Regions from separate parts of the Homo sapiens genome. Here region 2 is linked to region 1. Evidence: chromatin loops called from intact Hi-C (ENCODE). Cell type or tissue: A673. All regions are shown on one strand. Links, peaks and the distances in the headings refer to the core of each region. The heading gives the core; the rest is flanking DNA. Region 1 overlaps WDR70 (WD repeat domain 70). Region 2 has its middle 45 kb from the start of LINC02119.

Evidence for each region. A loop is a pair of places that touch in the nucleus more often than their neighbours do. Peaks named below come from ENCODE experiments on the same cell type or tissue, not always from the same donor. Only the 100,000 strongest peaks of a DNase experiment are listed, where the experiment ranks them.
Region 2: it touches region 1 in a loop (2.7-fold over the local background); 2 of 110 quality-filtered maps call a loop at or near these places.

Annotation. Positions count from the first base shown.
Region 1 is chr5:37,665,696-37,671,078 of GRCh38, forward strand. The region is part of intron 10 of WDR70 (WD repeat domain 70); the gene reads left to right. Among named protein-coding and RNA genes, the nearest start is that of GDNF-AS1, 170 kb to the right of the region's middle. RefSeq lists a silencer at 72-366 and an enhancer at 2,832-3,126. In A673, for the core only: no CTCF peak of the experiment used is centred there; a DNase peak (open chromatin) is centred at 2,976; H3K27ac peaks cover 666 bases.
Region 2 is chr5:38,190,335-38,195,717 of GRCh38, forward strand. No RefSeq gene overlaps it. Among named protein-coding and RNA genes, the nearest start is that of LINC02119, 45 kb to the left of the region's middle. In A673, for the core only: a CTCF peak has its summit at 2,981 (motif pointing left); a DNase peak (open chromatin) is centred at 2,937.

The sequences.
Region 1 (5,383 bases), core at 70-5,069:
TTATCTTTAGATGAGTACATTTCAGATTCACTCAGCTTTTGAAGGAAAGTGTATTTGAAATCTCCCTGTTCTCTGGAAAGTTGCTTTGTCGTATAGTTGGATTGTACTCCCTTTGGAAGCTTTGTCTTTTTGACTGACTTTGATAAGGTCAGCTCCAAGGAAACCCAGCATCCTCTTTTCCCTGGCGCCACTGGGCCCGCCACCCTCTCCTCTGCTTCCTCACCCTCCCTTCCTTACCACCTCTCTATCCGTCACTTGAACTGGCTGCCAGCGTTCACAGACAGCTGGGGAGAGAGTGGCTAAATCTGCCCAGCTGCCCGGGAAGCTTGGCAGCCAGGCTGAGGGAAGGAAGCATCGGCTCTCTTTGAAGGTCGGCTGCCAGTGAATCTCAGGCAGCTGGACTTCAAAGGGGGGCACCGCCGGGCTTTCCCTCCCGTCTAGGCAGGTCATTCCACGGCGCTGTGCTTCCGGTGTTGGCATGGTGGCTTTCCTCTTCAATTAAAAGCTGAATTGGGATCTGCACTTGTGTTCACACTTGTGTTTCTTATGTGACATAGACAGCCTAAGATCCCCAACTCCTGTTACCCCAGACTTAGGAGTTAAAGATAAAGAAGAAAAGGTGATATCATATAAAGGGCAACTAAGGAGATCTACAGCAGCGAGTGTGTTTTCCTTATTGCCAGTTAGTAACTGTGCTATTTGCCAAGTTTTAAATTACTTTAGGGACTCTTGGTGTGATCTTGAATAAAGGCCAATCAGCTTGTGCTTATGGACTCAGTTTAGCTATGGCCTGAGATTGGGTCTAGCAACGGATGATAATTTTATCTGTTTTCAGAAACTGTGGTAGTGCTAATAGAACCCACTATTCTACACCTAACTCTTGCTTTACTTCCCTACTTTTCACATTCAGATTCCGTTGGTGGTTGGTGACAGGACTGGCCTAGCAAGGGAAGAACAAGGGTGCTGCACAAACAGAGTCTAGGCTCACTTTAGTTGCAAATGAGGGTCAGAGCAGAGGTAGCCTGAAATCAGAGGAACCATGAGTACTATGTACCATGTATAGTGGTCGTTAAGTGTGCAGATCCTGGGACACACTGCTTGGGTTCAAATCCTGGCTCTGCCCCTTACTGGTCACATGTCTAGGGTAACTAACCTTACCTTTCTGCACCCCATACTCTCCCTGGAAAGTGGGGATAATAATAGTACTTATCTCTTAGGACAGTTGAGAAGATTCAAAGGGTTATTAGATTCCATGCACTTAGGACAATATCTAGCCCATAGTGAGTGTCCAATACATGTTTTTGCTATTACTATGTACCAGCCCCCATGACTGGATCTAGAGGGAGGTAACAAGTGACTGGTAGGTGATTTTTATTGCCTCTTCGTGGATGAAACACTACTAGCTTCTGCCTTAGATTGAATTTATACTAGACTTTTTTGAGAAATCTAAAATAATGCAAAAAGAATGCATTATATAATTTGAAGGAGAAAAAAAGTTATTTTATGCTGTCCATCTCACTCCTTGCACTGTCATCCCTGGGGATACAAGGAGGTGTCATTCACTGAGGGCCATTCATTTCACTCAGCCTCAGTTTTCTTGTTTGTAAAATGAGATAATAATTACACATACCCCAGGAGGCTTTCTTTTAATGATGAAATTGGAAAATGTATGTTTTACTGCACTGAATAGCAACATGTTCAGTAACTGTAGCTGTTGCTGTTATTATCATCATTATTATTATTTCCACCACCATTAATGTTGCCATTTAAAATTCTTACTGAATCACAGGAGGCCTTTAACTTAGCTAACAGTGATTTGACAAATAGAGGTCTTTTTCCTAAGGTTTTAGTTTTTTCCAGATAAAAGTGAGCTAATTGTGGGCCAAATTCAGCCTGTCCTCTTTTTTATAAATAAAGTTTTGCTGGATTGCATAGCCTTATCCATTTGTTTATGTATTAGCTATGGCTGCTTTCATGCTACAACAGGAGAAGTGAACAGTTGCAACAGAGTCTGTATGGTCCTCAAAGCCTAAAATATGTATTATAAGCCCCTTTCTAGAAAAAGTTTGCTAGACCTTGCTCTAGGTATATGTTTCTCCAGTGAGGTCCAGAGAATGTTAGTTCAATCCATGCTAGTCTGTACGATCTGAAAAAAAAAAAAAAAAAAAAAAAAAAAGGTTCTATAGTCAAATAAGCTTTAGAAATGTTAAGGAGGTTGATTTATTCTAGGACTACTACTTAAAAGACTTTGGCTTTTAATATACTCATGTTTATTGTGAATCTTCAAGACAAGGCCATGGTGTGCAAATAAACTCTAGTTTCGCAGGCTTACTTGGCTGTAGTCCCCTAATATGATGATGTTACAAAAACAAACAAAGCAAAACAAAACAAAACAAAAAACAATTCTCTAGGAACCCTTGCTCTTGGGCTTTCTCTCTGGAAGGACTTTCTTTCTAAATCATTCCTCTTGGTGATTTAGGTGATATCCTCATTTGGAGACCTACAGAATATCATATGAAATTCTGTGTTAGTTGTATCATTTTTTTCCCAGTAAAAATTATATTTTGCTTAGCATCAGAACAGTAAAATATACCAGATATTTAAGTCATCTAATCAGATAATATCTGCCTTTTTGAATGATTCTGTATGATGTCTGAAGATTATAAATTAGAGTCTCAAAGTCCAAGAAAGACAGGATGTTTCATTTCATGCCTTCTTGAAATTCTAAAAGCATGGGTCTTCTGTAGGACTTAAAATGTTTTTTTGCATTCAGATTTCTGAAGCATAAATTTAGAGTGCCTAAGTGATATACCAACTGGTCTCAACTAGGGTTTATAAGAAGAGAGATTAATGTGAAGGTAACTTGTGCATTAGCCATAAGGGGTTTGTTTTATAGACTAAAGTAAACACCTTCAATTTCAAGTTGCAAGCACACAGGGAGCCAGAAGATTCCAGAGCGGTGGCATCATATTCTGCCTGTGACTCACACATCTAAGTGGTTGAGCTTTCTCCCGCAGCTGCAGCTTCCAGCTGGTCATCAGTTAGAGTCCTAGGTAGTCACACACTGTGGTCACCTGGTTTGAGATGACCAAACAGGCATATAATTACAACATAGGCCAGTTATGAATGAAGGCTGGGTTATCTCTTTGCCAAACACAGATAAAAAATAAATGCTAAGTCATAGCTGTTTTCTGAAATCCCAGTGGTTGCAATAGTGAACCTGGACTGAAAGTAGAGAACCCTCCTGGAAGATTCCACCCTGGTTGTAAATGCACACTCTCTTTCTCATTTGTGAGCTTCCTCATTAATGGCATAGAGCATTCTTAGCCATTTTGGTGCCCTCCAAAATGCCTGGTTTATAGTTGGTGCAATAAATGTTTTATGAAAGAATATGAGGTCATACATGTTTTCCCCCTTTCCCAACTTGCAAATTATTTCAAGAAAATTCTGTATTTTCTTTTTATTTATATATCTCAGTGTTGTGTGTATAACAGGTTCTCAGTAAATGTTGTTGACATTGTAAATGTAGATTCCAAAAACTTCCTTATTTCACTTTTACATTATGGGGATGCTGAATGGACTTTTCAGAAATCTTTGTCAGATCCCACTGTCTTTTGTTTTTAAATTATTTCTTTAAAAGAAAGGAAGGAAGGAGAGAGGGAAGGGGGAAAACATCTTGACCTGGAACATAATTATCTTTTTTTTAAAAAAAAAAAAACATTTTGTTTTCTTTAGAGTCAGGGGTCTTGCTCTGTAGCCCAGGCTGGAGTGCAGTGGTGCAGTAATGGCTCACTACAGCCTCAAACTCCTGGACTGAAGCTATCCTCCTGGGCAATGAGTGAGGCAGTCCCAGATTCTCCTCTTACCACCTGTGTTGTCAGACCACTGCTGGTACCACTTGTGTTAGTCTGGGTCCTCTGAGAAGCAGACACCAAGACAGGATTAAATGTGTAAGAGATTTACTGGGGAGTACCTAGAAGGGAAATTGGGGAGGGAGCCAGAGAAGTCTGGAGAGAGTCAGACCATGATGTAGACCATGCGTTTGTGAAGGAGAGAGGAAAGAATGGAATATTGAATATCCATCAGCTGATGAATGGATAAATAAAATGTGGTACATCCATACAGTGAAATATTATTTGGCAATAAAAAGAAATGAAGTGCTGATACATACTGCAACATGGACGAACCTCAAAAACATTACGCTAAATGAAAGAAGCTGTCACAAAAGGCAGCATGTTTTATGATTTCATTTGTATGAAGTGTTCAGTTTAGGCAAATCTACACAGAAACTAAATTAGTGGTTGCTTAGGACTGAAATATTAAGAAAAAAAAGGGAGTGATTGTGATTGCTCATGTGTATGGGGTTTCCTTTTGGGGTAGTGCGAGGTTCTAAAATTGATTGTACTGGTGGCTGCGCAACTCTTGGAATATACTGAAAACGTTGAACTACATAGTTTAAGTGAGCAAAGTGCATGGTATGTGAATTGTGTCTCAATAAAAATCTTATATCAAAAGAAAAGAAAAAAAGGGGGAGTATATGCTGAAAGGATCTTGGACTACTGCACGATGCTAAGAAAGTTTTGGCCAAGCTAACTGGAATTCCATTTATCCTCCACACTCAGGCCTTGCAAAGCATACTCAGTGACAGAGGCAGCGAGAGTGTCAGTCATTTATGCTTTTCACGATGGGAGGTGTGAGAGGCTACATTTCTCATAAGCCAAAGCAAGTCGCGTGTCCATACCAAGATACAAAGTATAGAGAAACAGATGCCACATCTTGATAAAAAGAACAGCAAAATTATATTGTAAAGGGGTGTGCCACATTTTCAGTAACTCATTAAATTTTCCCAGCAGCTTATGAAGTGGGTACTATTACTATTCTCATTTAATAGTTGAAGAAACAGGCATAGGAAGATTAGCCCAAGATCATATAGATGTGACCTTGGAATCACAAGTAATTGTGACTACTTGTAAGTGGAAGAGCCAAGATTTGATCTCAGCAGTCTGGCTCTATAGTCTGTGCTCTTCATCATTATACCATACTTTCATATAGTATATTAATTTGAATGTCACAAAATCTATTAGAGATATTTTGTTATCCATTTTCCCTCACTGAAATGAAACCTTCACGGAATGGGGTCTTTATTTTGTTCACTGCTATATCGCCAGTGGCTGGGACAATATTTGGCATGTAAATATTAGTTGAATTTATATGGATTTGCAAAGCACCTTTATATGACAGTTCTATACTTGTATCCGCATTGTCCTTCCTACAGGTCTCTAAAATCAGAGAAACAGGAGAAAGTTATATTCAGTCTAGACCTGGATTTATTTTATTTTTTAAATCTTGGCATATTGGAGTACTTTAAATCCTGGTATAGTAA
Region 2 (5,383 bases), core at 161-5,160, 520 kb after region 1:
AAAACTGCAGGGGGAATTCAGCGAGACAGCAGGGTCTAATGGAGACTGATGGCCTGGGAGACCAGCCGGTCTGAGTTCCATTCCCATCTCTGCCACCGGCTCACAGGGGTGACCTTGGGTCTGTCACTAAAACTTTCTGGGCCTTCGTTTCATCTGAAAAATGGTAGTGATGATACCTGCATCCTCACAGGAATAGTTACGAGGATTAGGGAGATTAGAAAAATACACAGGGCTCTTTTGATCCCTTTAAAGTCAGCAGTGAAGGATGGATGGATGCAGAAAGCGGTCTTAGGCTAAGTAGAATTGGCTGCCAACAACAGGATGTGATTTGAGGTGTAATCAAAAGTCGGCCGGTGCTGAGATAGCTCCCCTAGCAGCCTGTGAGCTGCTCTGAAATCCCACTGCTGGACTAGAGAGCCAGGCTAAAACACAAGTGTGACAAGTCGCAGCAATAACATACCATCAGCCTTTGCATGAGTTAGCTGGAGTAGGTTGCTGGTTTCCCAGGAGAAAAAAAAAATGGGCCCTGAGTGATTGAGGCCCTAGAACAGGTAACTATGACTGACGGAGAGTTTAGATAGAAAGAATGCAGGAGCTCAGAGTCAGGGGAACTGTGGTTAGGGACTTTGTGGGGAGCAGAGTGGTGTGAGGAGAGTGCCAGAGCCATGGAGAATGTTAATTACAGAAGCTGATTTTCAAAGTACTACAATAGGCCTGGCGCAGTGGCTCACACCTGTAATCCTAGCACTTTGGGAGGCTGAGGCAGGCAGATCACTTGAGGCCAGGAGTTCAAGGCCAGCCTGACCAACATGGCAAAACCCTGTCTCTACTAAAAATACAAAAATTAGCTGGGCGTGGTGGCATGCACCTGTGATCCCAGCTACTCAGGAGGCTGAGGCAGGAGAATAGCTTGAACCTGGGAGGCACAGGTCACAGTGAGCCGAGATTGTGCCATTGCATTCCAGCCTTGGTGACAGAGCAAGACCCTGTCTAAAAAAAAAAAAAAAAAAACAAAACACTACAATAAATGTTAGATCATTCGTCCCAGTAAGAGCCTTCCCTAGGCAATGTCTGATGTCTAACTTTCATGTAAGACACTGTAGACATCACTTCTTACTAACCTTTGCTCTTTATAAAACTGGCGATCCTACATTATGTGTTCATGACACCAAGAAAAAGCATTGCCCTCGTGAAAGTGCTATGATGATGATGATTGCAGCTGTGCGGGCCAGTATTATCATTTCAATTTCAGTCGGTACCCATTTGTTGAGTGTCATCACACTAGGGAGGATGGTGGGGGAGGAACAGCATGGGATTTGGCGTCCTGGGGCTTGGGTTGGATTCCCAGCTCTGTCACTTTGTTCTGGAACCTTGGATACTTAAGCTTTCAGGGATCCAGTTTCAGCTGGTAAATTGGGATAACAGACCTACCTCACATGCTTTCCAGAGGATCAGATGAGGTGATGCAGTGTGAAAAAGCCATGCTGGATGTGACAGAGGGCTACACAAAGGTGAGCTGCTGTCTAAATCAGGACAGGCTGGGGTCTGCTGCTGTAACAAACAAACAGTAACCTGACATTTCAATGGCTGCATGTCAGCCACAAGTCAGCCTAGGGGGCACTCTGCTCATCAGAGTCACACAGGGACACAGGCTCCTGGAGGAGCCCTTAGCTGCCTGCTCAGGAAAAAAATATGGTAGAGTCTGCATTGGCTCTGAAAGCTTCTGCTTACCTTTCATTAGCCACAGAAAGTCACATGGCCACATCGACTTCCAGTGAGCAGGGAAGTGCCATCCTATCATGTGTCAGAAGGAGATAGAGTTGGAATATTTATTCACAGCCTATGACCCGAACAGTTGCTACTCTACAAGGCTGGATAAGATGTGGTCCTTGTCCTCAAGACGCTTACCAGAGCTCACCTCAAGATCCCTACCCAGGGGTTTTGGAAACATCTCCAGGAAAGTGTACCCTCTTCTTTCTGCCATGGATCCCTGCCCCTGCCTGCCCACCACACGGCCAGGGCCTCATCACTTCTAGCTACCACATGAATGGCTTTGCTAAAAGCAGCTAGAACACCCACATGCTTCCCTGGCCTCTGCCACTCTTGTTGTAAAATAACCTCCAAGGCCTCTTTTTCGGAGCTTGTGCCTTCCCTTTGTCCTTCACCCAGATGTTGAGGAGAGGTGCCCAGGTGGCCAGGTTCGTGACGATCCCCCAGGCTGCAGCTAATTGCACCATGCTTGAATGCAGCTGGGAGGAACAGCTCTTTGCTTGCCTGGAGCCCTTCTTGTACCAGATGTCTGCGGACCTTCCCACCGCCCAAGCTCAGGTCTTACTGCCTTTAGGGAAAGAATGAAACAGGAAAGCTTAGCTCATTTGGTGTCTCTCACCCCAGGTTAGAACCATCTTTCTGTTCTTCTGCTGGAGCAGAGACATCTCTGTAGCTCCCTTCTCCATCACCCAGAGATTCCTGGGGTGGCCTGAGACTCACCAAAGCCTTTTTCTTCCTTCCTCTTGAGTGGTGTCCCTTCTCCTTGGACACTTTAGTTGGAGTCCTGAGAGAGAGAATGAAAGAGTTTAATGCAATACTATTAGTAATAACAATAAATATAATAGGTTACCATGTGCTAGGCTCTGTTCTGAGTGCCTTGCATATATTAACTGATTAAATGTTCACAAGAAGCCTATGAAGTAGGTATTATTAATAGTCCCACTTTAGAAATGAGGAAGAAACGCGCTCAGAGAGGTTATGTAGGTTGTTGAAGGTCACACAGCTAATACGTGGCAGAGCTGCGATTTAACCAAGACCGTGTGACTACAAAGCTCATACAGATCTGTTTTTATCATGGCAATTAGGTCTACAGTGGTTGAGAGAGATGGTTGAGGTTACAGATGGCAAGGGCGCCTTTATTCCTGGTGCTGGCAAAATGGCCTTCCCGGTGTATTAGGAGGTCGTGCCTGCCCTCTGCTGGTCGTGAATGAGCATTGCCACTCAGAGGATGTGGACGAGAACCCGCCGGCAAAGCACTTCACAGGTATTTCAAAGAGAGTAAACAGGCAAATAAACTTGCAGCTTACATGCAGCAGCGGCATATTGACTATTTCTTTCCCTCTGGTTTGGTGTGTTTTACATTTGTTTTTTTCTCCTGGAAAAAAAAAAAAGAGGAATAAAAAGCAAACAGGCAGCTCTCCACCTCTGAGAACAAGCAGAAGAAAACCACAATTATGCAACTATCAAATAACAAGTCTATGTGTTTATTGTCTCATGGAGATTGTAATGTAGTACTAGATGCCCAAAATGTCATCCTAAACAGATGTAAAGGCACATTTTTGGTCGTTCATAACTAAGTTAGGGTAAAATAGTTTCCTAAGTTAATCAGGGTATTCTTCCACTATCGAACGTTGCATGCAAAAAGATTCTTCATTTAAAAAAGTTCAGCTGTTTTGAATTATCTATGTTCAAATAGAAATTTTGTGTCCCTTTCTGATTTGCTGTAGAAAGACAAAGGTGGCCATCTCTGACTAGGCTGCAGTGCAAGTCAGCCGGAGACATAGCACATAGCACATTACAGGGACCCAAGATTTTTGGGCTTATAGTAGTGACTACTCTTAAGGGGACAATCTGGCTTCTTCGAAGGCCCCCAGCCAAGAGGACCCCTTCAGACAAGTCAGTCCTGCCCACTAAATCTTTATGGGGAGGGGAGTAGAAGGGAGAGGAAACACTGCCACGAAAATCTAATCCTGAAAACTGTCCCTGGGGATTAACCAGCTGAAGCCAAGTATTAGTTCTCACACTGCTATAAAGAACACCTGAGATTGGGTAATTTATAAAGGAAAGAGGTTTAATTGACTCAGAGTTCCACATGGTTGGGAAGGCCTCAGGAAACTTACAATCATGGCAGGAGGTGAAGGGGAAGCAAGTCACATCTTACTTGGCGGCAGGAGAGGGAGACAGAGAGAGGAAATTTACAATCATGGCTGGAGGTGAAGGGGAAGCAAGGCACGTCTTACCTGGTGGCAGGATAGGGCAAGAGAGCAAATAGGGAAGTGCTACTTTTAAACAAATCTCATGAGAACTCACTCATGATCACAAGAACACCGTGGAGGAAACCTCCCCCATGATCCAATCACCTCCTACTGGGTCCCTCCTTGGATTACAATTTGAGATGAGATTTGGGTGGGGACACAGAGCCAAACCATATCAAGCCCCTTGTAACAGGTACGTGACCTGAGGAGTCATGGCCTCTAAAGGTTGGATCTTCAGCTCCCAGACAGAGAATTGTCAGCATTCGTAGTTCTTAACTTGGATATTTAAAGTTTCCCTCTCTGAGAAGTTTGAGCAAGTTACAGGACATAGGTCACACCCACAGCAAAACTTTCATTGATCAGGGCTCTTGTGTGTATTTTTCACCCCCTGCCAACACACTCTACTTAAGTAAATGTGAAAACCTCAAGAAAACTGCTGATCAGAAGATTCAGTAAAGCGGACCTACTTTCAGGACATACCTTAGGATCTGTGCATATTCAGATATCCTGCATACCATGCTTGGACCAGGTACATTTATATCACGACCTTGGCTAACTTTTTCTCATCTATGCTCACTGCTTCAAATAATCGCCTCAACATGGGGCACTTGCAAGTCTGCTTCCTTACTGCTGCCTCTGTCCTGGGATCTGGATTGGCGTTTCCAACTGCCTGATGGGTAGCTCCATCTAGATGTCCCCCCAGGACCCGCAAGCAGCATGTCCAGATCTGACCCAAGCATCCCATCCCTGAAAGTCCCCTTGAATGCTTTATTTCTTTTAACGTCATCACAATTCTCCTTGGGATTCCAGCTCAAAGCCCCAAACTCCTCCACTTTGCCTCATGCTCTGTCCCACCAAATGGACCTGGCCAGCTGCGATTCTCTCCTACCTCTGTGCCTTCTTGACCTCCCCCTGTCCTGACTCCCTCCTGGCATGATGTCCTGGACAAGGGGGAGTTTCAGAGCCAGACATGGGTTCAAATCCCAGCTCCATTATTTATTGCATATCTGAATGTGGACTTTTTCCCTTAATTTATTCGAGCCTCATCTGTAAAATTGAAACAAATATGTACCTCGTAAAAGTAATTGTGAGATCAATCAGATAATATAGATTAAATGCCTGGTATAGGGTGAATGTTAAATATATGTTATTTTTCTACCCTCTCATTCAGGCTTCATTATTTCTCACGGGGGCTAACTTTGAGTAGCCTCCTAATTCATCCTTGCCTCTTTGCTCTCCATCACAAGCACTGATTGCATATCCACTACTTGCCAGGCACTGGGCTAGTCACCAGGAAGAGAAACATTAAACAAGTCCACAAGGCCCTGCCCCTGTGAGGCTTACAATTCAATGGAGAA